Linked DNA regions of Mus musculus: regions 2, 3 and 4 are each linked to region 1. A link is a loop called in an ENCODE intact Hi-C map of the cell type or tissue named here. Cell type or tissue: gastrocnemius. All regions are shown on one strand.

The links. Hi-C counts contacts between places; a loop is a spot of excess contacts. Peaks named below come from ENCODE experiments on the same cell type or tissue, not always from the same donor. Only the 100,000 strongest peaks of a DNase experiment are listed, where the experiment ranks them.
Region 2: a loop joins it to region 1, with 4 times the contacts of the local background. A loop is called at or near these places in 12 of 42 quality-filtered maps.
Region 3: a loop joins it to region 1, with 2.4 times the contacts of the local background. A loop is called at or near these places in 2 of 42 quality-filtered maps.
Region 4: a loop joins it to region 1, with 3 times the contacts of the local background. A loop is called at or near these places in 9 of 42 quality-filtered maps.

Annotation. Positions count from the first base shown.
Region 1 is chr14:21,117,045-21,125,044 of GRCm38, forward strand. The region is part of intron 3 of Adk (adenosine kinase); the gene reads left to right. Among named protein-coding and RNA genes, the nearest start is that of Adk, 68 kb to the left of the region's middle. In gastrocnemius, a CTCF peak has its summit at 3,619 (motif pointing right); a DNase peak (open chromatin) is centred at 3,628; H3K4me3 peaks cover 310 bases; H3K27ac peaks cover 3,113 bases.
Region 2 is chr14:21,837,960-21,845,959 of GRCm38, forward strand. Vdac2 (voltage-dependent anion channel 2) reads left to right here. Exons shown (of 10, transcript NM_011695.2): 6 at 32-84; 7 at 432-659; 8 at 2,460-2,610; 9 at 5,923-5,980; 10 at 7,187-7,920. The coding sequence ends at 7,278. It overlaps Comtd1 (catechol-O-methyltransferase domain containing 1), which reads right to left. Exons shown (of 7, transcript NM_026965.2): 7 at 7,902-8,000. Among named protein-coding and RNA genes, the nearest start is that of A430057M04Rik, 5.6 kb to the right of the region's middle. In gastrocnemius, a CTCF peak has its summit at 4,068 (motif pointing right); a DNase peak (open chromatin) is centred at 821; H3K4me3 peaks cover 1,174 bases; H3K27ac peaks cover 4,025 bases.
Region 3 is chr14:21,016,073-21,024,072 of GRCm38, forward strand. Vcl (vinculin) reads left to right here. Exons shown (of 21, transcript NM_009502.5): 15 at 3,208-3,316; 16 at 4,407-4,709; 17 at 5,931-6,055. Among named protein-coding and RNA genes, the nearest start is that of Ap3m1, 32 kb to the right of the region's middle. In gastrocnemius, a CTCF peak has its summit at 3,113 (motif pointing left); a DNase peak (open chromatin) is centred at 3,109; H3K27ac peaks cover 1,022 bases.
Region 4 is chr14:20,799,221-20,807,220 of GRCm38, forward strand. No RefSeq gene overlaps it. Among named protein-coding and RNA genes, the nearest start is that of Gm30108, 9.0 kb to the left of the region's middle. In gastrocnemius, a CTCF peak has its summit at 4,524 (motif pointing right); DNase peaks (open chromatin) are centred at 4,517, 6,293 and 7,437; H3K4me3 peaks cover 484 bases; H3K27ac peaks cover 4,663 bases.

The DNA.
Region 1 (8,000 bases):
ATTGGGGGCCCTGTGATCCATCCAATAGCTGACTGTGAGCATCCACTTCTGTGTTTGCTAGGCCCTGGCATAGCCTCACAAGAGACAGCTATATCAGGGTCCTTTCAGCAAAATCTTGCTAGTCTATGCAATGGTGTCAGCATTTGGAGGCTGATTATGGGATGGATCCCCGGGCTGGAACCAAACACCCATGGAAGGAGTTACAGAGATAAAGTTTGGAGCTGAGACGAAAGGATGGACCATCATTTGCTTCTCAATTTCTAGAACCCGACTGGTGACTTCAGAATGTCTGTCATTTCCATTCCAGGGGATGCTGCACCTTCTTCTGGCATCAGGCCCACATGCTTATATGTAGACAAAATGTACATATGAAATAAAAATAAATCTTTTTAAAAGAAGCAATAAAACCTGGCATTATTCCGGGGCCATTGCAACAAGAGATAAATAAACTTGATGTAGAGCTGGCTTAGGTCTGATTACAAGAAAGGACAAATGGGCTGTAGCTGAGGAACGGGCTTAGAAGAAGGGAATTGTGAAGAGACAGCATCAGGGTAGGGAAGAGGCGATGACACTGGACTGATCCACACCACACTGATCTGACGGCTTCTTATGGAAGGTAGCCTCAAATGATGGCTGGGAGTGAGGAAACATATGTGTTAATGAGGGTAGAGTTCTCCCACTGCTGGGCTTTTGAGGACATAGCCCAAGGGTTAGTTCAGAAAGGGCTCATCAGATATTACCTAGATTAGAGTTTTCTCAAGGAATAATTTGACTGAGTAGCTAATATTTTCTAAAGCAGAGCCCTCCCTGCAGATGATTGTGGTGCGTGCTAAGATGTGAGAACCTAGGCACAAGAAATAGAACATTAAGATGAAACCTGGGTAATCCCACCATACATTCCAAAGACAAATCTGAAAAACTGAAACAGAATTCTGTATGTTAGTCAGCTTTCTCTACAAAATACTGTCGATACCCTGTGTGTAAGACTTTGCCTGCTTTAGCAGTGTGACCTCTTTGAGACTAGAACTTAAGTATTGTTTTGTATTTTATATAACTTGGAATATTTACAGAAGATTAGATACTGGATTAAAGATAGAAACTGCATTTTAGACTGTGGACTCTGCTACTTGCACCTAAACGATGTGTAATTAAATTACTTAATTGGTGAAAAATTGAGTCTGGTGGTTACTGAGGCTCACCCTGCTGGGTATGACAGTACATTGGGCTAGAAGGATCTAGGTCTCTTTTCATAGGCTGGCGTGTTCTTTCTGCCAAAGGTTGTGCTTGATCTAAATATAGCTTATTTATCTTGTTAGTGAGTCTCAGCAAGGCCCGTTTGGCCAGAACATAAAGAGACTATATGAAAGACGTAACAACATCTTCTCTAAAATGCTTATTTTTATTCAGAACTAACTGACTTTTGAAAAAATATAGAGAATAAAATCCAATTTTGCCCACCAATCTTCAAAAAGAAATTATGACTCTCAGTAGTGTAGCGTATTGCTTTATAACCTTTTTTGTGGGTGGCGATGTTTTCTGAGCAGGGTCTCACTGTATAGTTCTGGATGCTTGAAACTTGCTCTATGGACCAGGCTAGTTTCAAATGCAAAGAGTGCTGGGATTAAAGGTGTGTGCCACCAGGTCCGGCTTTAAGGACAATAGAAATGGCATCCTATCCAGGCGTTTGAGTGGGTATTTTTTTTTTTAACATATGTGCCCTTTCCATCTGTGTGTGTAGATAGGGTTTCCTGTGATTGATTGTGCCATGGTGTACTTGGTCTCCGTCTCTACCTCATTTCTAACTTGCTCCATTGCCACCTTTTAATTTTGCTTAAAACAAACTTTCCTCATGTTCTTTTCTTGGTTCTGGTCCCTCTGAGTTCATCCATGTCTTTATATATGCATGTATGTATACTGTAGTTTCTGGAGAGTCATTCAGATCCTGTGGTAAGAGAAACGGACTGATAGCGTCTCTTGTGTATGGGCAGAGGGTACCACTGGAAAGCCTGTGGAGAGTGCTTTAATTCTAGTGAGTCTTCCTTGCTATGGCCCCAGGAGGCAGCATCCATGGGTTTTTGTTTTCTTAGGTAGAATTTTCCAGTACTATACCAGCAGAGGCTAAGACTTGGCTACCAGCGTGCCAGGGGTTCAGCTACTTCAGGAAGAAATGTTAATGAGCTAGGATTTTACTTACATTTTTTAAAAGTAGAAGTAAGAGTTCCCTGTGTCCTCCCCCTACCCCCCCCCCCCAATCTTCCAATCAGTCAGGCTTGTTGCTTTGTACTTGTGTCTCCTCTCAGGGACGTGGGACAGATACCTTTTTTCTTGCCCTGTTAGCTTTGGTTTTAAATTTGCTCTAATGTGCTTGTTAATTATCGTTTCTTTTGCTTTAAAGTTTTAACTTACTAATGACATTTTCTTTCTTTTCTTTTCTTTTTTTGCAAAAAATATTCTCTTGAATTTATTCACATTTTAATACAAGGAGGAGAGATCAAGTTTATTTTAATCTTTTGTGTTAAGGCAAAGTCAGTGATCACAATTTCAAAAAACGTATACAAACTGAGGTGTTTATTTCTTTCCCATTAGGAGAAGGGAAAAATTAAAAAGAAAATTGCACTGACTGGAAGGTTCTCAGTAGAAAATAAGACCACTATGATATATGATTAAACCAATAGTTGTTGGAAATACGTCTAGCTAGTGCTCGGAGAGATGGCTCAGTGGGCATGGTGCAAGCGTGGGGCCCTCGGGTTATCCCTAACACCTATGTCAAAGCCAGGACGCATGCGTGGCTAACCCCAGCACTGGTGCAAGTCGGGTGGAGACAGGAGGAAGTACACACTGTGAGCACCCACATACTGCATTCACACAGTTATACAAGAAAATAAAGTTAGGTCAGGGAGTATGGTACACTTTGTTTTGGGCTTTGATCCTGCTTTGATTACCTGTAAAAGGTAGATATAAAATTTACCAACTTAAGTATCTGCTTTTTCTTTTGTTTCCAATTCCTTCATATTCCTTTCTGTAGGCGGTTCATGTCTATTTTAGTTCATGACCTGATTTGTGTTCTGGACAATAACCAGCACACTCTGAGTATTCAGAAAGCTTTCCCTGTTAGTGACGCTTGGGATCAGCCTTAAAACATTCAGTCACTTATTTAGTCATACTTTATATGTAAATATAATATGTAATACATATAGTGGTTTATAAATATATTCAGAAATATAATGTATATAATATATAAATATGCATATGAAACTTAAACAAGTAATCAGTGCTGCTGCCTTTTGTGAAAAGGATTGCTCATATTTCTTTCTCTTTATTAGATTGTATAAATTTAATTTTTATAGTAAAGTTGGTACTTGAAAACTATTGAAGACCACAGGCTAAGTTCCGAGGTGATTTTTAGTCCTAATGGCAGTCTAATAGTGCTATTTAGCTTCTCAGCAGCTAAAACAGTGCCACGATCTTGATTCAATTTCCAAGAGTACTTTTGCTTGCTAACTTGATTACATTTCATTATTCTTTTGTAGTAATATTTTATTATTTCCTCCTGTTGCAGTTTTAAGAAATATTTATAAGGTCAATGTGGAAAATTATGTTAAGACGAAGGTGATAGCCACCAGATGGCGCTGTTTCACCTCTTTATGACATTGTGATTAATAAGTATATAATAAGCATAGAAGATCTAGAATCATTTGGACATACTATTTTGGGGACATGGATGAATTTTTTAAGAAGGAAGTATTCAAATATCATAAACTTGAGTTCATTTTTCATGTTAAGCAGTAGTGCTGTAATTAGCCTGTTAGAGAATCTACTTGTTTGATACTTTGTTTCGGCTGTACAAACAAAGCTTAAGCTGTGTGTGTGTGTGTTTGTGTGTGTGTGTGTGCGCACACACACAGAGACATACAAGGTCTCAGTGTGTAGCCCAGGTTGGCCTTAGACTCTCTTCTCTTCTTGTCTCCTGTTCTCCAGTGCTTACCTCATGTGCGTGCTGCCCAGAGACGCTTTTGTTTTGAGGAGCTGAAGGTTAAACCACAGGTTGCCAGACTCTGAGCTCTACCCATAGTCCTGAGAAACAACTCCCCCCTTTTCTCTTTTCCTAAAAGAAATTCTGATTTTTTTTTAAAACGTGTATGTGTGTTTTGCCTGCATATATATTTGCACCACATTTGAGTCTGGTGTCTGTGGAGACTAGAAAAATAGCCCTCCTTTCTTTATTCCAAGTGTGGGCCATTATGTCTGATTAGAAAATTACACTTGGTTGCCAGTAAGTTCTTTAGTTTTATAAAGTTGAAAGACAACTTTTGCACATGTTCTTATATGTTTGGAACAAAATAACTATGTGGTGCAATAATTATGTCGACTTAACCAGTTGAATGACCGTTGTAGTCACAATACCTAGTTGATGAAATTCACTTCTCCTTGAACTTAGATCACCCTGTCACAGGAGATGGTTTTAAGATTTAAACTGTGGCCGAGAGGTGGTGGTAAGATTTAAACTGTGGCTGAGAGGTGGTGGCGCACGCCTTTAATCCTAGCACTTGGGAGGCAGAGGCAGGCGGATTTCTGAGTTCCAGGACAGCCAGGGCTACACAGAGAAACCCTGTCTCGAAAAACCAAAAAAAAAAAAAAAAAAAAGAAAAGAAAAGAAAAGAAAAGGAAAAGAAAAAGATTAACCTGTATATGGTGGGACATGTCTGTCAGCCTTGTGCTTGGGAGGGTAAAGCAGGAGGATGGTTCCCAGGGAAAAGAGGGGACGGGAAGGTGACAGAGAGAATGAAAATGTGTTTCTAACATCTCACATTGTGTGTGTGCATGCAGAAAGCCTCAGAGCTCCTTCTGTTTCCATCTTCCCTTCCCCCAAGCTCTAGGATTGCAGTCCTAGACAGTCACACCTGACTGTCTACATGGCTGCTGAGGATTCAAACTCAGCGTTCTCCCGCTTGTGCAGTGGGCATGCTTACTCACTGAACCGTCTTCCCAGCCCCTATCAATCTATATTTGTGCCTGGCCATGAGAGCGAAACATAAATGCAGATGCCATTGGAAGCACTTACAGAATCACTGTTGTATGAGATCAGGCTTTCTTACCTTTCAGTTGAAGTTAGAAAATTTTCTTATAGTCTTTAACTTTGTCTTTGAATAGCAATGCTATGACTGAATTTTTATCTCTACCAATGAGGTGAGGTACTATGGTAATACTACTGTAATGCTTGATTTGAACTTGTTTTAATGTATTGCTGTTTTTTAAAGCCTTTTGTCATAGTTTTACAGTCCTCATAGACCATGCTGCACATTCAGTAGAGGACTTACAGATATTTCTCATTCTAGTAACAATACTTATGTTAAGTATTATGGTAAAAGGGGAATTATTAAACTTTTCCCTTTGGTTGATGTGGTGGTCTGAATATGCTTGGTCCAGGAAGTGGTACTATTAGTAGGTGTGGCCTTGTTGGAGTAGGTGCATCACTGGCAGAGGGCTTTGAGACCCCCGTTCTAACCACTTGAGAGCCAATCTTCTAGTGTCCTTCAGATGAAGATGTAGAACTCTCACCTCCTCCTGCATCATGCCCGCCTGGAGGCTGCCATGCTATCTCATGATGATAATGGACTGAACTTATGAACCAATAAGCCAGCCCCAACTGAATGTTGTCCTTGTAAGAGTTGCCTTGGTCAAAGTGTCTGTTCACAATAGTAAAATCCTAACTAAGACAGTTGAGAGTTATGCAGTGACATGTAGCCTATACTTTTAAGTCCTCTGCCTTTTCGAAATCTGTTAATATTATTATCTCTAGTGCTTGGGGTGGAAGCTGGGCTCGTGTGTGCCAGCTAAGCACTCTACCTCAGAGTTGTATTCCCCACTTCCAGAATTGCTTCATATAGATACCTTAGAAGGATTACGTCACTGAAACTTTTGGAATCAAAGTAATGCTAATAAATTCATGTTCTCAGGTTTTAAGTATTGACCAGGCTATTGATTCCTGTTAGAAATGTTGGTAAATGGATGAATGAATCGAGGATTTGTGGCTAGTTGGTGTATGTCCTTCAAAATTCTCTTGGTATATGTTTGGCTAAATTGTTGAAAATAAATTTTTACTATGATTTTAAAAAGTAATCTGGTTTGAGTCATTGCTTCTATTTTATTTTTTTGTAGGACAGTAAAGCTGAGAATTTTTCTGTTTTCTCGTTTTAATTATTGTTTTAATTATCCTGGAAGAAAGTTAGTTTTTGTTTCTGTTATTACTGGCTTTTGTTTGTTTTTGCATTGATTTTTTTTGTTTGTTTTGGGCTTTTTTGTTGTTGTTGTTGTTGTTGTTTTGAGACAGAGTTTCTCTGTATAGCCCTGGCTGCCCTGTAACTCACTCTGTAGACCAGGCTGGCCTGGAATTTGCAGAGATCCACTTATCTCTGCCTCCCAAATGATGATTAAAGGCATGTTCCACCATGACCTAGCTGCTATTGGTGGCTATTTGAAGAGATAAAGACTTTTAGAGGAACCCTGCCTGACCAGTGACATGGGTTCCTTCTGGTCTGGGCCGGAGCCCTGATCAGACCTTGGACCCGAACTTTGCAGCCAGTCCCACAACACCCAGAGGAAGTTCCACTCCCAGGCACTCAAATTCACCCAGAATCATAGGATCAGAGGTGAGAAGGACACAACATCTATCCCAACACCACCAGGAGTAACTGGGCCCTGCGGTATCCAGGGACACAGGAACTCCACCTGACCAGTGGCATGGGTTCCATCTGGTCTGGGCCAGAGCCCTGAATAGATCTTGGGCCGGAACTCTGAAGCCAGTCCTACAACACCCAGAGGAAGCTCCACTCCCAGGAGCTCTAACACAACACAGGATTCCCAGGGGCTTGGTCACCCCAGGATCTCAGGATCCCAGAGGCAGCTTTACTCCCAGGAGCTTTGACACAACCAGGATCACAGGAAGGACAGGCTCCAGTCAGATATCAAGGGCAGGTAGCACTAGTGATAACCAGATGTCTGGAGGCCAGCATAAGAACATAAGCAACAGAAACCAAGGTTACTTGGCATCATCAGAACCCAATTCTCCCACCATAGCAAGTCCTGGATACACCATCACACCAGAAAAGTTTTGGACCTAAAATCACTTCTTCTGACGGTGATAGAGGACTTTAAGAAAGATATAAATAACTTCCTTAAAGAAATACAGGAGAACACAAGTAAACAGCTAGAAACCCTTAAAGAGGAAACACAAAAATCCCTTAAAGAATTACAGGAAAACACAATCAAACAGGCGAAGGAAATGAACAAAACCATCTAAGATAAGATCTAAAAATGGAAATAGAAACAATAAAGAAATCACAAAGGGAGGAAGCCCTGGAGTTAGAAAACGTAGGAGAGAGATCAGGAGTCATAATTGCAAGCATCACCAACAGAATACAAGAGGTAGAAGAGAGAATCTCAGGTGCAGAAGGTACCATAGAAATCATTGACACAACAGTGAAAGAAAATGCAAAAAGCAAAAAGCTCCTAACCCAAAACATCCAGGAAATCCAAGACACAATGAAAAGATCAAATCTAAGGATAATAGGTATAGAAGAGAGTGAAGATTCCCAACTTAAAGGGCCAGTAAATATCTTCAACAAAATTATAGAAGAAAACTTCCTTAACCTAAAGAAAGAGATAACCAGGAACATACAAGAAGCCTATAGAACTCCAAGTAGACTGGACCAGAAAAGAAATTCCTCCTGTCACATAATAATCAAAACACCCACCAGTCAAAGAATATTAAAATCAGTAAGGGAAGAAGGTCAAGTCACATATAAAAGCAGACCTATCAGAATTACACCAGACTTCTCACCAGAGACTATGAAAGCTAGAAGATCCTGGACAGATGTTATACAGACCCTAAGAGAACACAAATGCCAGCCCATTCTACTATACCCAGCAAAACTCTCAATTACAATAGACAGAGAAAACAATATATTCCATGATAAAGCCATACACAACCTTTATTATGT
Region 2 (8,000 bases), 720 kb after region 1:
CTGAACATGAATTCTTTTTCCTCTGAAATAGATTTGTCAAGGTTTGAAACTGACTTTTGACACCACCTTTTCACCGAACACAGGGTAAGTGCTGGTGTTTGGTGTGCATTGAGCTTACAGGCCTTGTCTGCGCTTACAGCGGCATCAATTCTGCCTTTGACCACTGCTCGACACTGCCAGGGCCTTGCTTTCAGAATGAACTCTCATTGTGGCCACGCTTCCTACCGTTTCTGAGGCCGTTGTGATTGCAAGTTGTACACAGCACAGCTCAGTCCTGTTAGCCCATGTGGGTTGTTTTCTTTAATTTATTTGGCTGTTTTTAACCCTGTAATTGTCACAGTGCAGTTTGTTTAAATCTGTTTCATGCCAACCATGCAGTTATATGTATAAATCTTTGTCACCTGTTTCAAATAAGTGTCTTCTTTTTCCAGAAAGAAAAGTGGTAAAATCAAGTCTGCTTACAAGAGGGAGTGTATAAACCTCGGCTGTGATGTTGACTTTGATTTTGCTGGACCTGCCATCCATGGGTCAGCTGTCTTTGGTTACGAGGGCTGGCTTGCTGGGTACCAAATGACCTTTGACAGTGCCAAGTCAAAGCTGACAAGGAGTAACTTTGCAGTCGGCTACAGGACTGGGGACTTCCAGCTACACACAAATGTGTAAGTTCCTTACGAGCTGTTGAGGTGCAGGTTCTCAGAGGATGGTGTGTGACACCATGTCTTTTGATGAGTGTTTAGTTTGAAGGATTTCTCTTGCCGTGGGTGGCCCTCAGAAGCATGTGCTGTGGATGCTTGTGCCGCTCATGCTGTCAGGCTTGGGTTTATGCCTTTTGTAGAGGTGTTAGCCTTGGCAGTCTGCCATCAGTGCCTTCTCTGACAGAATGACCTGTGGGATGTGGGATCCTGGGTTGATAGGACGATCTTAACATCCTCACTCATGCTGTTCGGTGAGTTGTGGAGCCTCACACCTTTAATCCTAATTTGGAAGGCAGTGGCAGCTGTATCTTTCAGAGATTGAGGTCATGTTAGTCTACATAGTGAGTTTAGGTTGGCTAGAGCTACATAGTTCCTTTCTTAAAAGAGGGGGCAGGGTATGACATTTTTACCCAACTCAAGTTAGATACTATAGAAAGGACTTAACTGTTTTTTCTTTGACAAAACTGTATACTTTTAAAAGATTTATTTATTTTATGTATATGCGTGGTCTATCTACATATATACCCGATTACCAGAAGAGGGGGCATCAGATCACATAGATGGTTGTGAGCCACCAGTGTGGTTGCTGGGAATTGAACTCAGGACTTGGAAGAACAGCCAGTGTTCTTAACTGCTGAACCATCCCAGCCTTGACAAAATAGTATACTAGTAAATAACGGGAGCACAAAAGAAAACTTTCTCATAATCCTACCAGATAGACACATAATTTAAACATTTTTTGTATGTGTTTATCTGTTTGTTAGGGCACATATGTAGAGATTAGTGGGGAATTGAGTGTCCCAGGGATTGAGCTCAGGTCCTTAGGCTTGGTGGCAAGGTCCTAAAGACCCTATAAGACACCTCTCTACTCCTAGATAACATGTGGCGCCCCCCCCCCCCCCCCAGGGTTTCTCTGTGTAGCCCTGGCTGTCCTGGAACTCGCTCTGTAGACCAAGCTGGCCTCGAACTCAGAAATCTGCCTGCCTCTGCCTCCCAAGTGCTGGGATTAAAGGCGGGCGCCACCACTGCCTGGCCGATAACATAGCTTTTTGTTTTTTTTAAAGTCTCTTGTGTGGCCCTTCCTGACCTGAAACTCACTGCCTAGATATATATAATCTTATTTATATTTTGCTGTTCACTTTTGTGTGTGTGCACAAGTATGTGTGTGGTGCTGCTTGGGAGTTGAATGCAGGGATTCATCTGGATAGGCAGAATTCAGTCATTGAACCACAACCTCAATGTGTGTGTGAGTGAGTGAGTGAGTGAACCTCAATGTGTGTGTGTGTGTGTGTGTGTGTGTGAGTGAGTGAGTGAGTGAGTGAGTGAGCAAGCGAGCGTTCCATACCCTTAATCCCAGCACTCCTGAGACAGAGGAGGACGGATCTCACTCTACATAGTGAGTTCCAGGACAGCAGGACCATATAAAGAGACCCTGTCTTAAAAAAAAAAAATAAGGGGGTTGGGGAACAGAAGGATTGTGGGGAAGGAGTCTAGCCTGGGCTACAGAGTAAGACTCACCCTGTCTCAGCCACACCAGAAAAGACTTGACAGTTTTCAGTGGAGCTTCATAGACTAGCATGAGTGATGCCACCCTTCCCTACCCTCAGCTCTATTGAAGGAACCCAGGGTTTCTGGCACACTAGGCAAGCACTGTGCCTGTGTTACCTGCTCAGTTCTAGTAGTAGCTACACCTGCTACAGTATTGCCCAGTACCTTAGAAGTGGTTACTGTCTATTTTAGATTCTAATTCAAAATATCTTATAGAAATAATGGGACAGAATTTGGAGGATCAATTTATCAGAAAGTATGTGAAGATTTTGACACTTCAGTAAACCTCGCTTGGACATCAGGTACCAACTGCACTCGTTTTGGCATTGCAGCTAAATACCAGTTGGATCCTACTGCTTCTATCTCTGTGAGTACCTCTTGGGCTTAGGATGGGGCTTTCTGGTTGTGGGAATTACTCTGGGATGATGTAGAAACCTTCCCTGGGATTCATGCAGTCCCATGTTTACTGATGGGATTGGAATTGGAATACTCCTTTTCCTATGGAAACTGCGATAGAGGTTTGACTTGCAAGCTAGATCTCTGGTGATTTGGATGAAAATGGTGTGCCCCCCCCCCCCCCCATGCACTGTCTCCACTTGGTGAGAATGTATTAAGAGGTGTGACCTTGTTGCAAGAGATTGGGGTAGATTTTGAGGTTTCAAAAGCCTCATGTTTATGGATCAGATGTAAGCTCAGCTACTTCTCCAGCACCCTGCCTGCCTGCCTGCCTGCTGCCATGCTTCCTTCCCGCCATGATGGTCACGGACTCACCCTCTTGAATCAGGAGCCCCAAATTTAAGTGCTTTCTTCATAAGCTACCTTGGTCATGGTGTCTGACCACAGTAATAGAAAAATAACTAATAATCACAGAATAATAATTGATAAATAAAATAGAAAAATAATAATGGGGCTGGAGAGATGGCTCAGCAGTTAAGAGCACTGACTGCTCTTCCAAAGGTTGTGAGTTTAAATCCCAGCAACCACGTGGTGGCTCACAACCATCCGTAATGAGATCTGATGCCCCCTTCTGGGGTGTCTGATGACAGCTACAGTGTACTTACATATAAATAAATAAATCTTTAAAAAAAAAAGAAAAATAATAACAATCACAGAAGTTCACTTACTTAGAGAGCTGATTGAGTTAGTTTTGCTAATATGCCTAAGCTCCAGGTAACCAGCATGTGGAGCCTTGCTTGGGTGGCTTGTATTTTTGTTGGAGAATAATAGTACTTTCTTTGACTTTGTCTTTTTATAGTTTATAAAGTACCTTTAGATTTTATCTGAGAAGTCACTAGTCTAACACCATTTTTACAGGTGAAGAGACTCTAGTTTGACCGAAAGAGAGGACTAAATATTACGTTTGGTGGTGGGGTGGCGTGGCGTAAGTAAAGCCAGGACTAGACCTAATGTTTTGACCTTAATCCTGTCTAGGGCGAGTAGAATATCTTACTGGGAGGGACTGTTGCCTAAAACCCTGACCTCCAGGACTTCCTCCCCTCTGCTAAGGGCAAAATGAGATGGCCACTCTTGTCTGAATCTTGGCCCTTTTCTCCTGTTTCTGTCTTTAGTCACAGTGGGTTGAGATAGAAGTGCTGTGAGGGGCAGAGAATCGGCTTCCAGTTCTGGTAGCTCATCAGCTGTTCCTGTGTGTCAGGAACGGTCTGTACTGTATGTGCTAGGATGATGGGAAGTTAAAGTCAGGCAAGTTACTTCCGTTACATAAAGTACTCTTGAACTCCAAGGACAGTATGTTTTGATACCTTTTAAAAAGTTATTTATTTTATGCATGAGTGCTCTTATGTGCATGTACACCTGCATGCCAGAAGAGGGCATCAGATCTCATTATAGATGGTTATGAGCCCACCATGTGGTTGCTGGGAATTGAACTCAGGACTTCTGGAAGAGCAGCCAGTGCTCTTAACTGCTGAGCCATCTCTCCAGTCTCGAGTTTTGAAGCTTTAAGCAGTTATATTTTAGCCCTATCTTTTGCTTTATGTTTAAAGATTTATAAGCAGAGATAGTGTGAAAAGTACCCAGAATGCTTTTCTCTTTTACCAGTCAGTGGTGCATCTGTGACTGGTACACTCTTCTCAGCACAGTGGTCTCTTTTACATTAAGTGTTCTTGTCAGATGTATGCTTGTGGCACTATGACAGATGGTATGCCAGCCATCAGAAACACCTTTCAGCTCACAGTCCTTGTGGAAATAAATACAGCATTTCACACCCAAGTAGAGCAGCGCCAGAAGCACTGGTTTTATCTTGTGTATGACAGGACTAGAGTCACTGAATCACTGCATATCCACTCACACAGCACGCTGCTGCTGCTCCCTTTATACCTGTAGCCCCAGGATGCTGAGGAGCTAGCTCTGGGGTTGAGGGGAGGGGAGTGGGCTCCCCCAGCCTCTTCCCCCCCCCCCCCCCGCTTACCTGTGCATCCTGTGGCTTGCAGGCTATTTGTGTTCTGTATTTGTAGGTGAAGATGTAACAGTTTGGATACCTCTGTTAGCATGAAGGTGGCTTAGTGGAGATGTTAGCTGAGGTCGTGGAGACTGACATTAGAAGGAATGTGGGTCGTGCATGTTCCTGCCCAGCAGCCCTTTGGCTTGAAGAGTGAAAGACACACACCAACAAATTTTGATATGCCTTGACTAGCTCAATGGCTGGGCATTTCTAATCCTCCCTGTGGCTAGCACACATTTTCCTTCCAGTATTCCTGGCTTTACACCTTCTAAATCTATGTTTTACTTTTGTTGTCCTGTTACCATCTGGGCAGCATCTCCTCCCTCCCCGGCCCCCCCCCCCCCCACACACACACACAGAGGGCTGCTTTCCCTTTCCACCTACATTGCTGGATGGTTTTTCCTCTGTGGCTCTTAAATCTCATTCCTCTCTCTGGAGTCATGGTGATTCTCTTCTCCCCTCGGTCCCTTGCCTTCACAGTCTAAAAGTCCTGTCCCATCTCCTTGCCCAGCCATTGGCTGTATGGTAGTTCTTTATTATCAGTCGAAGGCAGCTGGGAGCAGGAACTCTTAGTGCTGGGAGCACGGCTTTTGGGAGCCAAAATAAGACAAGGCATTAGAACCAGTTCCCAGCATGCCGCTTAACATACTTGCTCTCCAGCGCTCCTCTGGGCTCTGGAAGGCCTGGGACCGCCATCCTAAATTGTCAGGGAGATAAGGAGTTGATAAACCATGCTCCTCGTCAAGCCTCAACTAGTTAAAGCCAAGTCCAGCAGCTTAGCGGTCAGAGTGTGAGGAAGGAAGGAAGCCAGCCAGCCAGCCAGCCAGCCAGCCAGCCGTGAGGATGGAGGAAGTAGTGATGCTGAGCTCATAAACTTCCTACTATGTATTCAAAGATGGCTCTCACCTCTAGTGAGTCTGACAGGTGCCATCAGTGACATAGTTACTTGTTTTTGTGAGTTTTTTTAGTGTATTTTTTAGGCTGTGGATTATGTCAGGAGCTGTATACACATCCTAAGGTGTGTAAAGAATATCAGGTTCTGCTGACGATTGGATTTTGAATTCATATCTAATGTTCAAGTGGCACTTGGTGTTTACTTAGTACATAATAATATTTTAGTATCTCATTGACCTAAAGGCACAGGCTTCACAGTTCCATGATGGGGAAATTTCCAAGAACTTTGTCTCCCTTCAGAAATGTTTTTTTCTCTCTTTCTAGGCAAAGGTCAACAACTCTAGTTTAATTGGAGTGGGCTATACTCAGACTCTGAGGCCTGGTAAGTATCTTTGATAAATAAGTTTTGTTTTACAGCTCCCTCTCAAATCCCTTTAAAAAGATTCATTTATTTAAGTTTATGTATGTTTTGTCTGTTGGTATATCTGCACACTAGAAGAGGGCATCTGATCCCATGGGATTACAGATACAGAAGGGTGGGTGATGGGAATTGAACTCAGGACCTCTGGTAGAGCAGCCAGTGCTCTTAACTGCTGAGCCGTTTCTCCATTTGTACGTTATTTTCAAAATTACATTTTTTTTTTTTTCCTGAGACAGGGTTTGTCTGTGTATCTGGCTGTCCTGGAACTCACTCTGTAGACCAGGCTGGCCTTGAACTCAGAAATCCACCTCCCCTGCCTCCCAAGTGCTGGGATTAATGGTGTGTGCCACCACTTCCTGGCTTCAAAATTACATTTTTAGTTTATTATTTTGTGACCCTTTTAAGCCTCATAGCTTATCACACCTGCCCCTCCCCCTTACTCCTTATTTAAGTGCCTGCTCTGAATAAGCACTGCTGCCTCATTGTAAAAAGCCCCACTCTTCACTGTTTTACCATTATGTAGTTCCTCACTGGTGTCTACTGTCTCAGGTCAAAGGTTAGTTCCCTTCAGGTAACAGATACCAGAGCAGCTCCAAACTTGGGCGTGGTCTGGGTCATATGCAGCTTCCCACCTTGTAGGTCTGAGATGGAGAATTTTGTATTTCTAATGGGCTCTGGAGCTCACAGCTGCTTAGAGCAGTTGATCAACAAGGTCCAAAAGCCCTGGTATCCCAACTTTCCTAATGGGGCACCTGCTTCCCCCACCTACATTTTATCTAGACTTTTAAAACCTAAAGAAAATGAAAGTGAACACTGAAGGGGCCAGTTCCCGACGTGCTATCTCAGACGAGCACTAACTTACCTACTGTGTCCTGTGTCCCTGGGTGCCTCTTTTAGGCTTCAGTTGTGATCTGGTCTCCAGTGTTAATTTAGTCTGAGTAGTCCAGTGAAGACGGTTTTTAGAACATGGCTTTTAGGGCATTTTGAACTTGTTATTTATTACTAACCTCCCTGTGCCCTCAGATGGTGTTGACCATCAGTTTTTAGCACCACTGTTGATCTAGGTGCTCTCTGCTGGCTGGAGTCAGTGTGGAGGCTGCGTGCTGAGGAAGGGCCGGCAGGGTGGAGTGCTCTCAGGCCCATCATGGTGGTTTGCTTTGTTCACAGGTGTGAAGCTTACACTGTCTGCTCTGGTAGACGGGAAGAGCTTTAATGCTGGAGGCCACAAACTTGGGCTTGCCTTGGAATTGGAGGCTTAATCCAGTTAAAAGAAACCTCTGGGAACGAATATCAGAAGATTTGGCCTTAATATATTTCCATGCGACCAGCAGGCTCCCCTTCCTTCCCCCAGAAGGTGATCACATCAAAGGATGATGAAGCAAGAGCTGTATTTTAAATATTTAGACAGTCACTGTTGGCTGGTTCCTAGTTGGATGGTTATCAGTGCTGCCGTGGTGCGGCCCCCTATACATTATTTAAATGTATTTAACTGTTAAATGTGCTACCCACCAATGATGAAATAGACGTTTATGAAAACCGTGCCATGGTGTGCATGTTTGTTTTATGTTCCTTTTAACATTGACTATTGTACTGAATGAGATGGATCAGTGGCTGTTTTAAGATGAGGTAAAAGATTTTTTTTTGTTATATTCACCCATCATTAGAATTACTTTGGTAACCCCAAACATGACAAATTATGAATAAAACAAGTGTACATAACTAATGGCTCACGTATGTGCAGTTACAGATTGCCAGCCTAGGGTCTAATCTTCTTGGCAAATACTTTTTTCTGGTGAGCATTTTGCTCTTTACCTAAACCTGTGCAACCAAATTCCTTGTGTCCCTAGCATAATCCACGAGGTCTTTGAGATTACAATAAAATACAAGGATACATACTTTAATACTCTGCAGTTTCTAAGTTTGTGCAAAGTTAGAGTGAATCACTGTTAACCCATGGATGATGAAGGGAGATGCAGGGGTG
Region 3 (8,000 bases), 100 kb before region 1:
ATCTCTTTGAAGAGATTAAAAAAAAATAGGTGTTTCCATTGCTTATTTTTCTTTTGTATCTAACTGCATAGCTAACTCAGGTATAGTTTCTATCTAACTGCATAGCTAACTCAGGTATAGTTTCTATTTAACTGCATAGCTAACTCAGGTATAGTTTGGTATCCATCATTATGGAACCAAACTATAGCCAGGAAGTTGGGAAACAAAAGGCTGGAAATGAGAGTTCTGATAAATCAGCCAGCTTCCCCTTCCCTCTCAAACCCCTCTTTTCTGAAGCAGGCTTCTGATTTGTAGTCACACTGGACTAAAATGATCTAATGCGAGGACTACAGGTGTACTAAACCACACCTGGCTAGCTTCCTTAGACACATTAGCTCAGCATTCAGTGTGAGGTTTTGCAGACTTGCTTTTCCCCCATCTATTAATACAGAGAAATCTTACTGGGAGTTCTGCTGGGCTGTATAAGTCTGTGATTCTAGCTTTTTTTTTTTTTTTTTAAAGATTTTATTTATTTATTTTGTGTATATGAGTACACCATTGCTCTCTTCAGACACATCAGAAAAGGGCATCAGACCCCATTACAGATGGTTGTGAGCCACCATGTGGTTGCTGAGAATTGAACTCAGGAACTCTAGAAGAGCAGTCGGTGCTCTTAACTGCTGAGCCATCTCTCCAGCCCCCTGATTCTAGCTTTTGTTGAACTTCTCTGGGGAGGGGAGGGAAATGGTCTGTGTGTGTGCCCATGTTGCCTGTTTCTCTGGTTTCCTTCCCTTTCTCTTTCCCATCATTAGGAATGGAACTCAAGGCAAAAATACCTTCCACCACCATGGAGTTACATGCCTCAGTCCATGTGGAAAAGTCACACTCGTTTAATAAAAAACAAAAACGTTGTTAAGAGTGGATCTTGTTATGAAGCCCAGGCTGGTCTTGAACTCACACCATTTCCTCTAGTGTTGGGATGGAGGCATGTGCCACTATGCTGGCTTTATCTAGCCTTTTCAGAAAATTTCATAAAATACGAACTTTTTTTCCTGTTTTTACCATCTATTAGCATAACACACATGCAAACCCATATGCAGCGCCCTCTGGCTGAGGGCACAGAAGAGAATGTCATCAGTTCAGGTTGTAAAAGCTGATTTATTTATTATATTGTTCAAATGTTCTTTCTTTTTTTTATTAAAGAGATTTTCTCTAAAACAAATCTTCATTTTTTTTTATGTGTATGAGTACACTGTAGCTGTCTTCAGACATACCAGAAGAGGGCATCGGATGCCATTGCAGATGGTTGTGAGCTGCCATGTGGTTGCTGGGAATTGAACTCTGGACCTCTGTAAGAACAGTCAGTTCTCTTAACTGCTGAGCCATCTCTCAGAACAAAAGTGAGATTAAAAACAACAACAACAACAACAAAAACCAGAAAAACAAACAACAACAACAACAACACCCCCAGAAAGACAGAAGTTTAAGGGCTACAGTCATTTGGGCACAATAAGTCTCCTCCTTTTCTGAATTATTCAGAAAAATCAACTTTTCCTTTACTTTTTTCTACCTCTATTCCAACATGTTTTCTTTAACACTTTGGGCTTTCCTGCCAATATTTTGGTTTTGCTTTTTTTCTAAAGCACCTCTCCTTCCCATGTGCTGCTTGTCTCCCATGTGTTTGACCTCTCTGCCAGCTTAGATGGCTTCTGTCTTCTCCTTCGTTCGACTCCTCCAGGTAGCTGCTGGTTTTACAGCTTGCCTGTGCTGTGCTTTTTGTTTTAAACTATAATACAGTTGTCTTTGTGCTTCCAAAAACAAAAACCAATGCAGAAAACTAGACCTAAAACTCCCGCTTTGGAAAGATCGAGGACTTCAGAGACAGATCTGGGCTCAGATGTCTCCTAGCTTCTCCTTCTGTGATGCTTACTCCTTCACAGTGCAAAGTTTGAGGAATAAACACACACGTGTATGCACTATGCACTGCCAGGCACTCAGGATTTCTTCCCCCAACACCGACACTGACTGCCTGGGAACCTCTTGGGTGTCTTGATTTTTGTAGTTTGGAAGAGAAGATGTTAACCTACCTCACCTCTCATGGGGTTGTAGTAAAGATTCCGTATGTATGAATGTGAAAGCAGTTTGTGAAAGCAGATATTTTAGTTAATGTTATTCTAAAAGAATTTTGAGTAATTGGTTAATTGTGTATTTTAATCACTATTATTCATTAATCAATTTGAATAATGTTTTGTTGCACGCTGATATTCTATTTTATAGACAAGGTTTTACTATGAAGCCCCAATGGCCTGGAATTTCACTGTGTAGAATGGATTGGTCGTGAACTCAGAGTTCTGCCTGCCTGTCTCCCCAGTGCAAGGATTAAAAGCATGTGTACAGCCCCCAGCAATCAATCAATCAATTAATCAATCAACCAATTAATATCTCTCTCTCTCTCTCTCTCTTTTTCCCTCTTCCCTCTCCCCTCTCTCTCCCCTCCCCTTCTTCCCTCTGGCCTTGGTATGTAGATTGTCCAGGCTACCATTTCAGTTTGGAGTCCTTCAGCCTGCTTTCACTTCCAAGTGCTGACATTTAGGGGATTATACCACCACATTCAGTTTTTTTTTTTTTTTTTTTAAGATTTATTTATTTATTATATGTGAGTACACTATAGCTGTCTTCAGACACTCCAGAAGAGGGTGTCAGATCTCATTATGGATGGTTGTGAGCTACCATGTGGTTGCTGGGAATTGAACTCAGGACCTTTGGAAGAGCAGTCAGTGCTCTTAACTGCTGAGTCATCTCTCCAGCCCCCACATTCAGTTTTTTAACACAAATTTTGCCTAGGCTGCATTTTGAACTTGAAAATCCCCTGCCTCAAGCTGGAAATTACAGGATTGAAGTACCTTGTCTAACCACATTTATATTTTTTAAGATGAAAGAGTTGATATCAAGACATCAACTATTAAGTATATGCCAGTTTTGTTGTTCTTCTGAAATATTAAATGAATGCTCATTTACTTTGACACCTTATTTTTTTCTTAGAACTAGGGAAGGGCCCACTCTGGGGTATGCTCATGGCATCAGACTTAATGCATTTAGCCTGACGAGGCTTGCCAATTTTGGTTTTCTGGTGCCATCTATAGGTGAAATGGAGAAAAGCTTTACTCTGGGTTTGTATTTGGACTGTGCTGGCACCCTGGAATTTGAAAATTGCTTTGTTATTGACAGGTCATCTCCGCTGCTCGGATCTTACTGAGGAACCCTGGTAACCAGGCTGCTTATGAACATTTTGAGACCATGAAGAACCAGTGGATTGATAATGTTGAAAAAATGACAGGTAGAGTTCTGCAGAATGCCTTTGGGCTGATGCATGAGTTCTGAGGACCTCAAGCAGGACCGGTTATATCAGCTGTAATTGGATAAAGGGACAGTCAGAGCTTGACAGTGTGCTGGGCTCTGATTAGGCTGTTGAGCAGTGGCGGCTTCTCATTCAAGCTCTGCTACTTTGTTGGATGAGAGGCTGTGTGAGCGTCTTTATTTGAGAACCGCCCTCCGGTGTGATGTTCATTGTTATAGCCCCTATCTTCTCTTTGAATAGTGTCTTTGCTCAGTCCCAGCTAGAGTTTGGTTTCAGAGGCTGGGAGGCGGTGTTTGTGGATACAGTAAGTGTCCCTGTCATTTTCAGAGGGTTCACATTTCAAGGAACCACAATAGCTACCATTTAACCCAGCTTGTCTCAGAGTTTCCTCCAACTTATCAACTACATAGTTCTAAAAAAAAAAAAAAAGAGGAGACATCTGTGCCTGTACGACTGCAGAAGTGCCTCTGAGTTCTCTGTAGAGGGACAGGACAGAAAGGCAGAAATGAGGAGTGTAGGCTCTTCGCTGTCCCTGTAGAACCTGCTGTCAGGGGTCTACAGCAGTCAGTGATGAAAGCGGAGCTCCCAAAGTGTCGAAAGCTAGGTAACAGAAGTAAGAAACAGGCTGTTAGGTTACTGGAGTCCTCCGTGTGGCTCGTCTTGGGCACTTCAAGCTGCCAACAATCAACAGGTGGTGGAGAGTGAGCCCGGAAGGGAGAGAGTGTTATTAGCAGATACTGTGCTGGGGATGCGGTGAAGGTTTTAGACTCAGTCCGGTTCCTCCTGATGTCTTTGCGTGTCTGCTTGTCTGTGGTGGATTTAAGAGGGCCAGTGACCACGGTCAGTATAACTCCTGAGGCCAAATGACCTTCTGGGCTGTACTGCTTGCACTTCTGTTTTTTAAAGTTATTTTGTTCTCTTGAAAGCTCTCAATTTTGTAGTAAGAGCTTTGAACTGAGAAGAGAATTCTGAGTGTTGTACTTTCTCATGAGATGCAAACAGACAACAGTGTTTTCAAATCTTTGTTCTTCTAAAAGCAAATTCAGCTCCATTTCTGTTCTCCTGACAGGGCTGGTGGACGAGGCTATTGATACCAAGTCTCTGTTGGATGCTTCTGAAGAAGCAATTAAAAAAGACCTGGACAAGTGTAAGGTAGCCATGGCCAATATTCAGCCTCAGATGCTGGTCGCTGGAGCAACCAGTATTGCTCGTCGGGCCAACCGGATTCTGCTGGTTGCTAAGAGGGAGGTAGAGAACTCTGAGGACCCGAAGTTCCGAGAGGCTGTGAAAGCTGCCTCTGATGAACTGAGCAAAACAATCTCCCCCATGGTGATGGATGCCAAGGCTGTGGCTGGAAACATCTCTGACCCTGGTAAGGAACAGTGCATGGTGCCTTTCATTCCAATTGCTAGGCTAACTCGGTGGAAATAGGAAAAGAGTAGCTATCCACAACCAGGGTATATAAAATCGGGGAGGGAACATATGGACAGTGCGTGGTTTGGTGCTCTCTCTCTTGTCATCTCAACACCCAGGAGGCTGAAGCAGAAGAATAGCTGTCAGTTTGAGGTCAGTCAGGGCAGAGTTACAAAATGAGTTACAGAATGCAGACATTTAGGTTTTCTTCTGTTCAATATTTTTACGGTCTTGTCAGGCCTTTCAGTTTCTGAATCAGGTTCTCTACCATTTCCTGATATTGTCTGACTTGCTATCCCTGCTGATAGTCCTAATTTTGGAAACTTTAAAATAAATGCTAGTTATCTGCCAACCATTTAGTTCATGAAGTTGCTACCACGTCTCTTTTACTTTTCTTGCATATAATGATCTTTCTCTTTTCTCTGTAGAGAATTTTGTTTTTGTCAGATCTAGAGAGCTTCAAGCAACTTTGGCCTCTTAGGCCCTACATGAGAGAATTTGAATTTTCTTCAGCTACATTTTGACCATAGTTTTAGTACCACCAAAGGAGTTAATAGTTGCAGCCACTTCTTTGGGTTGCAAATCATGTATATTCCTTTCTTTTTGGAAAGCAACATTTTCCATCTCATCAGTGAGAATCTAGGCTGCTAGACTCACTTCTGGCCTCAGCAGACTCTTCCTCAAATTCCCAGTCCTCCATCTCTGTGGATGGATTTTGTCTCCTCCTTGGAGTTTCTCATAGCTTAGCAGTTCAAGATAAGGGTTAACACGCTGAACGCCAACTAGAGCACAGATGTAGACAGAAAGGTGAGATGGACTCTGGGGAGTTAGGAACCTAATCTGAAACTGCCATCTCCCATGCTCTGCACTCCTCAGACCTATCTCATGACCGCCTCATCATAAGAGAAGTGATGGGTACTGCCCAAGCCAAGCATTCACACCCAGCGTTCTCCAAGAACTCGTTACTTTTACAGTCCAAAGGCATCCTCACCACTGTAAGAGCAGCCATCCTGTGACACTTCCTCAGGGCCTCTGACTTGTCCTCCTTCCTTTTTCCATGCCCATGATTCCCCCCGGCAGCTCCACATCCAACCTTGTTAGTGGGAACCAGTTCTTCTGCTGGACAGGCAGTGCTCTGGGCACTGACCTACCCAGCTGAAAATGAGTGTCTTGTGTTTAGGCCTGCAAAAGAGCTTCCTGGACTCAGGATATCGGATCCTGGGAGCTGTGGCCAAGGTCAGAGAAGCCTTCCAACCTCAGGAGCCTGACTTCCCGCCTCCTCCACCAGACCTTGAACAGCTACGAGTAAGTAAGCGCAGAGAGATGGGGAGAATTGAGCAGCAAGTGGCAGCATGTGTGAGAGGCAGGTCTGCTTTTACAGTCTCCATTTCCAGGTGGCTTCTGTAGCTTTTATGTGATTAACTAGAGGCAGGTCTTGATTTTCATTCCTAAGTTGAGTGGAATCATAAGCCAGCACTTGTGCATGAAATTCCATGAAATTAGCCTGTGTGACAGACAGGCTGAGAATGGAGGAGAGGTAAGTGCAGTTGGGATGAATTGATGAGATGTGACTTGTAGTAAATAGTTTGTACATGCGTGGTGAGACTTGCTAAGGAGAAAATTGCAGAATTAGAACCTTGTTAGGTTCTTGCCTTTCTCTCTCTTAGTAACAAAAGTAGTATTTACTCCTAAAAATTATTTAAAAATTGTGTATGTGTGCACTCTCTCTCTCTCTCTCTCTCTCTCTCACACACACACACACACACACACACACACACACACACACAGAAGTACATTTTCTTGAGGAAGACAGAGGTCAACTTGGGTATTGTCCCTCAGGAGCCATCCACATTAGTTTTGGAGCCAGGATGTCTCACTGGGATGCAGGGCTTGCCATTTTTTGGGTAGGTTAGCTGGCCAGTGAGCCCAAGAGATTTGCTTGTCTCTGCCTCCTCAATTATAAGCACATACTGCCATGCTGGGTTGCTGCTTTTGTTTTTTTTTTTGTTTTTGTTTTTTTTTGAGTCAGAGTTTCTCTACATCGTCTTGGTTGTCCTGGAACTTAACTGTAGACCAGGCTGGCCTTGAGTTCACAGAGATCCACCTGTCTCTACCTCCTGAGTGCTGGAATTAAAGGCATGCGCCACCATTGCTGGCCCATGATGAGTGTTTTACTTGGGTGCTCAGGATCAACTAGGGTCTTCATGCTGGCATGGCAAGTACTCTCCTGTCTCCTTAGACCAAGAAATGGTTCTGTGTTTTTAAATCTGATTCGAATTTCAAATTTTTAAAACTTAAAAAAAAATTTATGCGTATGGATGCGTCGCACTGCTCGTATGCCTAGTGCCCTCAGAACCCAGAAGAGGGTATTGGATGCCCTGGAACCGCAGTTGTAGATGGTTGTGAGCAGCCATGTGGATGCTGGGAATTTGAACCCATAGTTTCTGGCGGAGCAACAAGTGCTCTTAACTGCTCAGCCATCTCTCTAGGCCCTCAAATCTTTTCGTAATTCTTTCCCATCAAGTAGCATGAATACATTTATCATGTATCATCTTTCCCATGATGTACTTGGGGAGTATCTTTTAGTTATAGATCCTAGAAACAAAAACATTGTGTAATGATCATGTACACAAGTATTTACTCCAAGTAATAAGTCTAGAAACACGTTAAGACAAGAATTATATTTACTTCCTTTGGTATGTTTTCTTATTTAATGTCAGTAAAAGAAGTCAGGTTGGTTAATGACTAAATTGGGTCACTATACATAAGTAGGATTGGTGGTTCCAGTTTTCAACATTTCTTTACACTTTCCAATGAGGCTTTTGATGATGAGATTCCTGGTAAGTGGCTTCTTTGAGTCATGACATTTAGAATTAGGGACATTGAGATCACATGGCAGATGTAGAACTTGAGGCTCCAGTGGGAAGTTACTGACTCTCATTTGCCCTTTGACAACCAGAACCAGAACCAGGTCTTAAATCTTCTATGGGGATTGGCTTTGGGAATCGCTGATCTGGTAATGTTATGTATGCCTCCTATGGGATATGAGCAACACATAGCTGCTGGTTTCTTATAGAGAAAAAAGTTTTTATTGATATTGCACAGATGTCCTCATGGTTCAGTGTTGATGGTCTTACATGGTGTTTTTATTGATATTGCACAGATGTCGTCATGGTTCAGTGTTGGTGGTCTTACATGGTGTCTACGTGGGCCCATTTCCTAGGCTGGTTTTGGTAGTAGCTTCCTGGGC
Region 4 (8,000 bases), 320 kb before region 1:
GAAAAACAAAACGTCACGCAGTGGTGGCACACACTTTCAACCCCAGCATTTGGGAGGCAGAGGCAGGCAGATCTCTGTGTTTCAGGACAGCCTGGTCTACAGAGTTAGAACTAGCTCCAGGACAGCCAGGGCTACACAATGAAAGGCCATAGGGATGATTTCATGGGATGTAAATTGAAACCTTAAAGTCAATGTGACCTTAGCTTCAAAGGCACTGTGTCCAGACTTTACTCAGAGGTCAAATCTATCCACCCACCCACACATCCACACATTCATTCATCCATCCATCCATCATCCACCCACCCACCCATCCACACATCTATCCATCCATCCATCCATCTACACATCCATCCATCCATCCATTCACATCCATCCATCCATTCACATCCATCCATTCATCCATCCACACATCCATCCATCCACCCACACATCCACACATTCATCTATCCATCCATTCATCCATCCATCCATCTATCTATCCATCCATCCATCCATCCATTCACACATCCATCCATCCATCCATTTGACTGAACACTTTGCTCTGCTCTTCTCACTTGGAACATAGGAAGGAAGAATCCAGCAAAATCCCTGCCTTTGTGGAGTTTACATTTCTATAGGAAGGCAATGAACCAAGAAAAGTAATTTCAGACTCACTTCTACTGCTGAGAAAGTAAAATGAACTTATGGCGTTTGGTTCAGGTACCCACATGGTATCTCACAACTGCCTTTAACTCTAGTTCCAAGGAGTTCAGTGTGCTCTGGCCTCCGAGGGCACTGCAAGCACACATTGCACATCACACACACACACACACACACACACACACACAAATAAAAACTATTATTAAAAACTGTCAGTATGGGCTGGAGAGCTAGCTCAGCAGTTAAGAGCACTGGCTGCTCTTTCAGAGGTCCTGAGTTCAATTCCCAGCAACCACATGGTGGCTCACAACTGTCTGTAATGGGATCTGATGCCCCTTCCTGGTGTGTCTGAAGATAGCAACAAATAAGTAATTCTTTTAAAAAAAACCCAAAAAAACTGTCAGTATACTTGAGGGGTAGAAAGGAGACTCTGGTGTAGAGTGGCAAGAGAGAGAGAGAGGTGGGAAAGCACCTACAGGCCCTAGTTAAACTGCACTGCCCTTTTACAACCAACCTCGAGTTCCTTCAGGGTCTAACACTCTGAAGCTCCCAGGGAGCCCACAAGGAAGACTGCTTCCACTCTCACCCACCATGATGAAACCTGCAACTCCAGCACAAGGTGAGAAGATTCCTCCACCAAGGACAGACATAAGTCTCTGCCCGAAGCTGGACATTCTGCTGTTACTTGGTCAACACAAAGGAGAGTGAGTGTTAGATATAGGTACAGGCTAACACTGCAGTGCTTCAGAGTCTCTGAGGGCAATACTCCCGGAGAATGGATGGACAGTGTCCCCTCAAGTCCACTGATAGTTGTCTCCCTGCTTTTGTAAAGCTTTAATCCTAACTGACATAGAAGACAGAAAGGTGGCTCAGAAATAGACTCTCCAAGAAGATGTACTTACCAGAAGCAAGAAGAAAATAACAAATTGGGTATAAGAAAATAGTTGTCACAGCAACCTCTGGGGCTTTGAAAAAATGCCTGTCTTTAGATGGTTCTACCTACACCACGTCCTATGCTTGTCCTTCAGTTCTCTCTTCCAGCACCGCTTTCTCTGAGTAGCAACCAGGGCTCTGACCCTTTGATGGGATCACATTTCTGTAGTGACACCCCCCAAAGCACCAACCATCACTGCTTCAAAGCACTTGTCCCAAGTACAACTTTACAATTGCTTCTATGCCTCTAGGACTCAGGAGGTCAGTATCTGTTTCTGTTTAACTCTAGTACCTGGGGTGTAGCAAGAACTCAATAAATGCCTAGACTATATATAAAAGCTGAGCACTTTGGGGCTTTTAATAGCAAGTAATTTGGATAAACAGAAACACTCGAAGTAGGAAGAAATGGAAGGAGAAGTATGTTAGTTGTTAGAGCCGAAGTAGAGGGAATATTGCCAGTAGAAAGGACAGTGTAGATCGGGTGCTGAAATAAACACCAAGGACTTGAAAATGCTTGGGAAACTGGGTAGTCAGGCTGAACTCAGATCCCCTGTGTATAACTCTACTTAGGTTTTTGTTTTGTTTTGCTTTTGAGTTAGGTCTCACTAAGTTGCCCTGGCTAGCCTTAAACACACTCAGTAGCCCAGGGAATTCTTGAACTAGAGAGCCTTCTGCTGTAGCCTCTTGAGTAGTTAGGACCATAGTCTTGTACTACCAGACCTTAGCTATCATCATCATGGATTGATTAATTTGGATTTAGAGCTTGTTGAATTTGAACGGATACAGGACATTCAAGTGTAAATGTCTGATGGGCACTATGGTAACTCAGGCCTGGGACCTTGGTGCCTCAGGACCTTCCTTAGAGTCCAGAAACTTGGACCCTGCCTTTCTCCCTTGCCTATGAGCCCACAATAGCCAGATAACCCTACTTTAATTCTCATATTTTTATTCATCTCCTTATCATCTATTTTAGTCTCTTATATGTAGTTTTTTCTTTATGGGGCTGGAGAGATGGCTCCGTGGTGGAGAGCACTGGTTGCTCTTCCAGGGGACCTGGGTTTAATTCACAGCATCCTTGTGTTGGCTCTCAGCTGTATGTAACTGAAGATCCAAGGGATCCAGCAGCCTCTTCAGGCATCAGGCACACACACACACACACACACACACACACACACGCACGCACATGCACGCGCATACGCAAACATGGTACACAACTATGCATGCAGGTAAAACACCCATACACATAAAATAACTAATTAATAATAATATATATTAATAATTTATATTAATAATATAAATTAACTAATTAATAAAGTTTCTTTGTGTGTGTGTGTGTGTGTGTGTGTGTGTGTGTGTGTGTGGGTGTTTCGAGACAGGGTTTCTCTGTGTAGCCCTGGCTGTCCTGGAACTCACTCTGTAGACCAGGCTGACCTCGAACTCAGAAATCTGCCTGCCTCTGCCTCCCAAGTGCTGGGATTAAAGGTGTGTGCCAACATGCCTGGCTAATAAAGTTTCTTAATTTAAAATGTTGCTATATGTTTTTAATTCCCTTCCTTTCTCTTCCTTTTCTTTTCTTTCTTTTCCTTTTTTTATTTTTATTTATTTATTTTTTGTTTGTTTATTTTTCTGTTCGTCTGAGACAGGATTTCACTTCAGACTGGACTTGGCTTTGAGGCAGTTCTCTTGTTTAAGCCCTTTAGAGTTAGGATTACAGATGTGAGCCATCATACCCCATCAATTATATTTTCAAGGAAGTATTTGAAATTGTATGTATTGTTAGTATGTGGAGGGCATGTGTGTGCCCATGGTGTGTCCCTGGGGGTCACAAGACAACGTCTGTGGGGTTGCTTCTCTGCTTCACCTTTCACATGGGTCCAGGGACTGAACTCAGATCCTTAGAGTCAAACAGCAAGCACTTTACCCACTGAGCCATCTCGCTGACCCACAGTGGCGGCTTCTTATTTGTTTTTTTGTTTTTTTTTTTTTTTGGACAGTTTTCAATATGGAGTTGTTTTCTGTGTGTATATATTTACTTATTTCTCAAATATTACCCTAGTCTTTATAGCAACTTGAGAAATTGAATTTTATCATCCCCATTTTGAGGGGACCGAAGCAGGAGGGTGTTTGAGACTGGCCTTGGCTACAGAGCAATCACAGGACTGAATCCAGCCTGTGCTACAGAGGTCCTGTCTTGAAAAACCAAAACCAACCAGACAAAAATGAAAACAAACAAAAATCCCACACCCTGAAGCACAGAAAGCACTCTGGGCTTTTCTAAACTCAGCCTTTGAAATAGTTGGCAGCTGATAAGGGGCTCATTTTAGAGTTGTTGAGAGGGTGTTGGTACACACCTGGGATAGATCTTAAACTCATGACCTTCCTTCCTGCTTTAGCTTCTCAAGTGCTAAGAATGCAAAAGTGATCTACTATGTGTGTCTTGTAAGCTTACTCAAAAACTCTTATAGTTCATTTTATTTTGAGGCCAAACGTGGTAGCTCTACTTTTAATCACAGCACTTGGAAGACCAAGGCAGGAGGATTGCTGGGAGTTCCAGACCAACATGAGCTACTTGGCAAGTCACCATCTCAAACAAATAAACAAAAACTGAAAAGAAAAAAAAAAAAAACTTTTTTTTTTTTTTTTTTTTTTTTTTTTAGCTTTCTCACTGTGATCATAGGTTCCTTAAGGGCAAGACTCCCTCACTCCTGATAGCTTTCAACAGAGCACAGTGTACTGTACATGATGCAAGGTTTTGAATAATTGATTTGTTGAATGGATGACCTATTATTCCGATAGGGTCTGCTTATCTTGCTGGTGGTATGATTTGACTGATCTCCCCGCCCCCGCCCCCCATCTAAGAACAGAGAACACAGAGATCCTGCCTCCCTCCACAGTGAGGAAGCGAGGCTCCTTTATGAAAGCGCAGTGACTCTGTTGTCCACTAGGGGACGCTTTATGCCCGATTTTAGAGAGCCAGCAGGCCTGCAGACTTCACACTCAGCTGACCTCCACTTAAGAGGAGTCATTTACAAAGCCACTTTCTCCTAGGTTCCATGACCCAGAGATCCTCTATGGATGTCTCCAGCTTTGATTTCTTCCGCTCAGATTCTTGAATCTGGAATGGGGTACAGAACCAAAGTTGCCAATAGCAGCCAGAGTGTACTGGCAACTTCTAGTCTCCCCTCCGTCAAGCAAAAAAGTACCAAATCTCTATCATGGATCTACCGACACATACACTGTGCCATGCAGTGTGCTAGACTCTGAGACTAGCTTGTGACCAATCCAAACTCTCTCTGCACCCCCCCCCCCCGTCCCCCAACCCCTGTCGCAGCTCACAGGCTCTAACCCGGAACGCATGCAACCCTCTAATTACCACATCGTGAGATAAGCTGCTGACGTGATTTCTATTCCACAGTTGCTTCTCACTGGGTCTCATTTCACTGTGGATTATTTTATGGGACATAAGGCTTTAGAGAAACAAAATAAAATCCAGAGGCAAAGAAAAGTATTTGCCCACAGTTGGAAAAATCAGTGTCGAGTATCTGCAGTTCTGGAGGTAAAAGGATTCCCAGGTCTCCCTGCAGTCGGAGGGATTGTAATGAACATCGGAGATGAGAGGCACCAGGCCGTCTCCGTGTAGCTTCCCTGTTCTCTTTTCTTCAAATGGGTTGGGTGATTTTCTTGGAAAGGAAGGACATTTTCGAGATGTTGGGGTGTAGTCCAGTCTGACTGGTTTCTTTACTTTTTTTCTCTTTATTTTTTATTCATTATTATTTTGTACTGCAGTACTGGTGTTTGAGCCCAGGGCCACATACATGCAAGGCAAGCATCCTACCACAGAGATATGCTCCTAACCTCTGCTCCCTCCGGCCTTTCTTGCTCCTTCTCTCAGATTATCTGTCAACCTATGGAACTCTGAGGCATGCATGCTCTTTCACCCAGAAGCCGGAGGTCAAGGAAATCAGGGCAGAGCTGGGGAGATGAGGTGAACACGAACTCAAAAGCCGATTGCTACAGTTACTGATAAGGACAGATGTCTGGGGGCTGAAAGGTACTTCCTTCCTTCTTTCTTTCCTTCCTTCCTTCCTTCCTCCCTCCCTCCCTCCCTCCCTCCCTCCCTCCCTCCCACCCTTTCTTTTTCCTTCCTTCCTTGCGGAGTCTTCCAAGATGAACCTTCCAAGATGAACTTAACCTGCCGTGGTTTCTCTGAAACGGGTATTCTCAAGGAGGTAAAGGAGGGTAAAAATCTCCCCCTGCTTAGTGGTCACTCTTCTGAGCATGGACAAGGGACTCTGAGGACCACGTGCTCAACATTCCTGAGAAGTACCTCTGAGTCAGAGCTCCAGAAACAGCTGAGGCAGCTTCGGGCTGGAGTCTTGGCTCTCTGTCCTCTCTTTCTGTCCAAAAGCAACTCTCTCACTAGCTATTTGGATGTGACCAGAAGCCCAAGCAAAGACCTGAGGTAGAAGCGTGGCTCAGCCAAAGTCTATAAAATGGATTGGGTCTCTGCATCCCCTCTAGAGTGCAGCTGTATGGTAAAGGCATGCCTGCATCCAGGGACATCTGTAGTGGGAAGTCCAAGGGGTAGGTGGAAACCAACCCAGTGCCCACAGGTCCTAACTCCCAAAGTAGCTATTGTTGGGCTGCCTCTGGGAAGGGGGTCATAATTAAGATTTGGCTTGAGTTAAGACAGCATCATTCCCTGGGAAATCTGCCAGCGTCTCCTCACTGCCTGGGCGTGGGGCCCGGGACATGCCAGGGCAATACCAGAGAGCTGACTCAGAGGGGGAAAGGCATGGAGGGGAACAGAAAAACCCTTCCTATCCATCAGCCACGAGAAGAGGCAAGGCACACTGTGAGAGCCCTGTCCTGCCAGACCAGACCACCGACAAGCTCTTTGTTGGGTCCACTCTTAAGAACAAAGTCTCATGAAACTCCATATTGCTTGAGGTCACCAGCAGACAGCAAGAGCCTGGCCCTATTCTCTAAGTTCCCATTTTCCTGCAAAGATGGCACTGCTCTAGGCCACTCAGTGATTCAGGCCTGTTCGTACCACTTTTAAAAGACTGTAACCTTGGGCAAGTCACTTACTCTGATGAGACTAAGATTCTTCATTTTTCAGATGGATGAACAATAACTGCCTGCCTCATAGGGCTGCAGCAAGGATCCCATGAGATAATGTCTACAAAAGCACCCTGTGTCGTTATAAAGCACATTTCCAATAAGGTATCGTTATTGACATGATTGACCCTGACACAGGGATTGTAGCCTCTGAACCCTGAACCATGGAGTCCTCTTTGATTTTTTTTTTTTTTTTCTTTTTCAAGATGCTCTGAAGCAAGTGTTGAAATCCCAGTTCAGTCCTGGGTTCAGAAGCCTTGGCCAAGGCAGCTTCTTGGTGCTGCCATGCCCAAGGGCCGCTCCGAGCTGCTATCCCCAACTCCAGCTTTGCTAAACTGGTTCTTTCTCTTTAGTCAGACTCCGGCAGCCAGTGTGCCTGCAGTGATGACAAAGGAACCTAAATAGCGCACGCTCTGCAAACACTGCGGGCTTGGGCAGAGTGCGTGGCCTGTTACCCATAGGCCTGCCTGTCACCCATAGGCCTGTCTGGGCACCCCAGGCAGGTGCAGCCCTGCACCCTCAGGGTCTTGTCTGCCTTGCCTTTTGCAGTTCTAGGATGACAATATCTCCTGTCAGCACTATGGGTGGCGAACTGGATGACTACCTAGAAAGCTGTTTGGCTAAAAGCACCACTGAAGGGAGATTACTGTCCCTTCTACCAGCCTGGTCCCCTTGCTCCCTTGGGCCCCCTCTTTGTGCCAAGAGGCCAAGTTAGCCTTGCTAAGAGCATGGGGAGCTGCTGCCGTGGCCTTGTTGGAAGCGCTGGCACGCGTACCAGGAAAGTGTAATTCTGAGGACCCAGCAGCCAGCTGGTCCTGGCATGTCACGGTGGCTACAGAACCAGTTTGGCATGTAGCTATTTGGGTGCCTCCCTGTGGGTCATTGTGCCTGAGATTTCCCAAGGGACTTCGTATGACTTACTTAGGGAGGAATGGTGTCTGCTGTGGCTAGATTGATAGAAAAAAGTCTGCAGCTGGGGCTATAGGAAGGAACCACCATTCTGGTGGCAGATGACTTCACTTTGAGTTCTGCTCTCAGTCCCCTTATTCCAGCAGGCATTTCCAGGCAGCGTGAGTCTTATCCTCAGGACATTCTCACCCAAAAATTACCCCCGGTACACATGGTGCACATGGTACACATGATACATATGGTGCACATGATATACATGGTACACATGATATACATGGTACATATGGTGCACATGGTGCGCATGGTACACATGATACATATGGTGCACATGATATACATGGTACATGTGGTATACATGGTGCACATGATATACATGGTACACATGATATACATGGTAC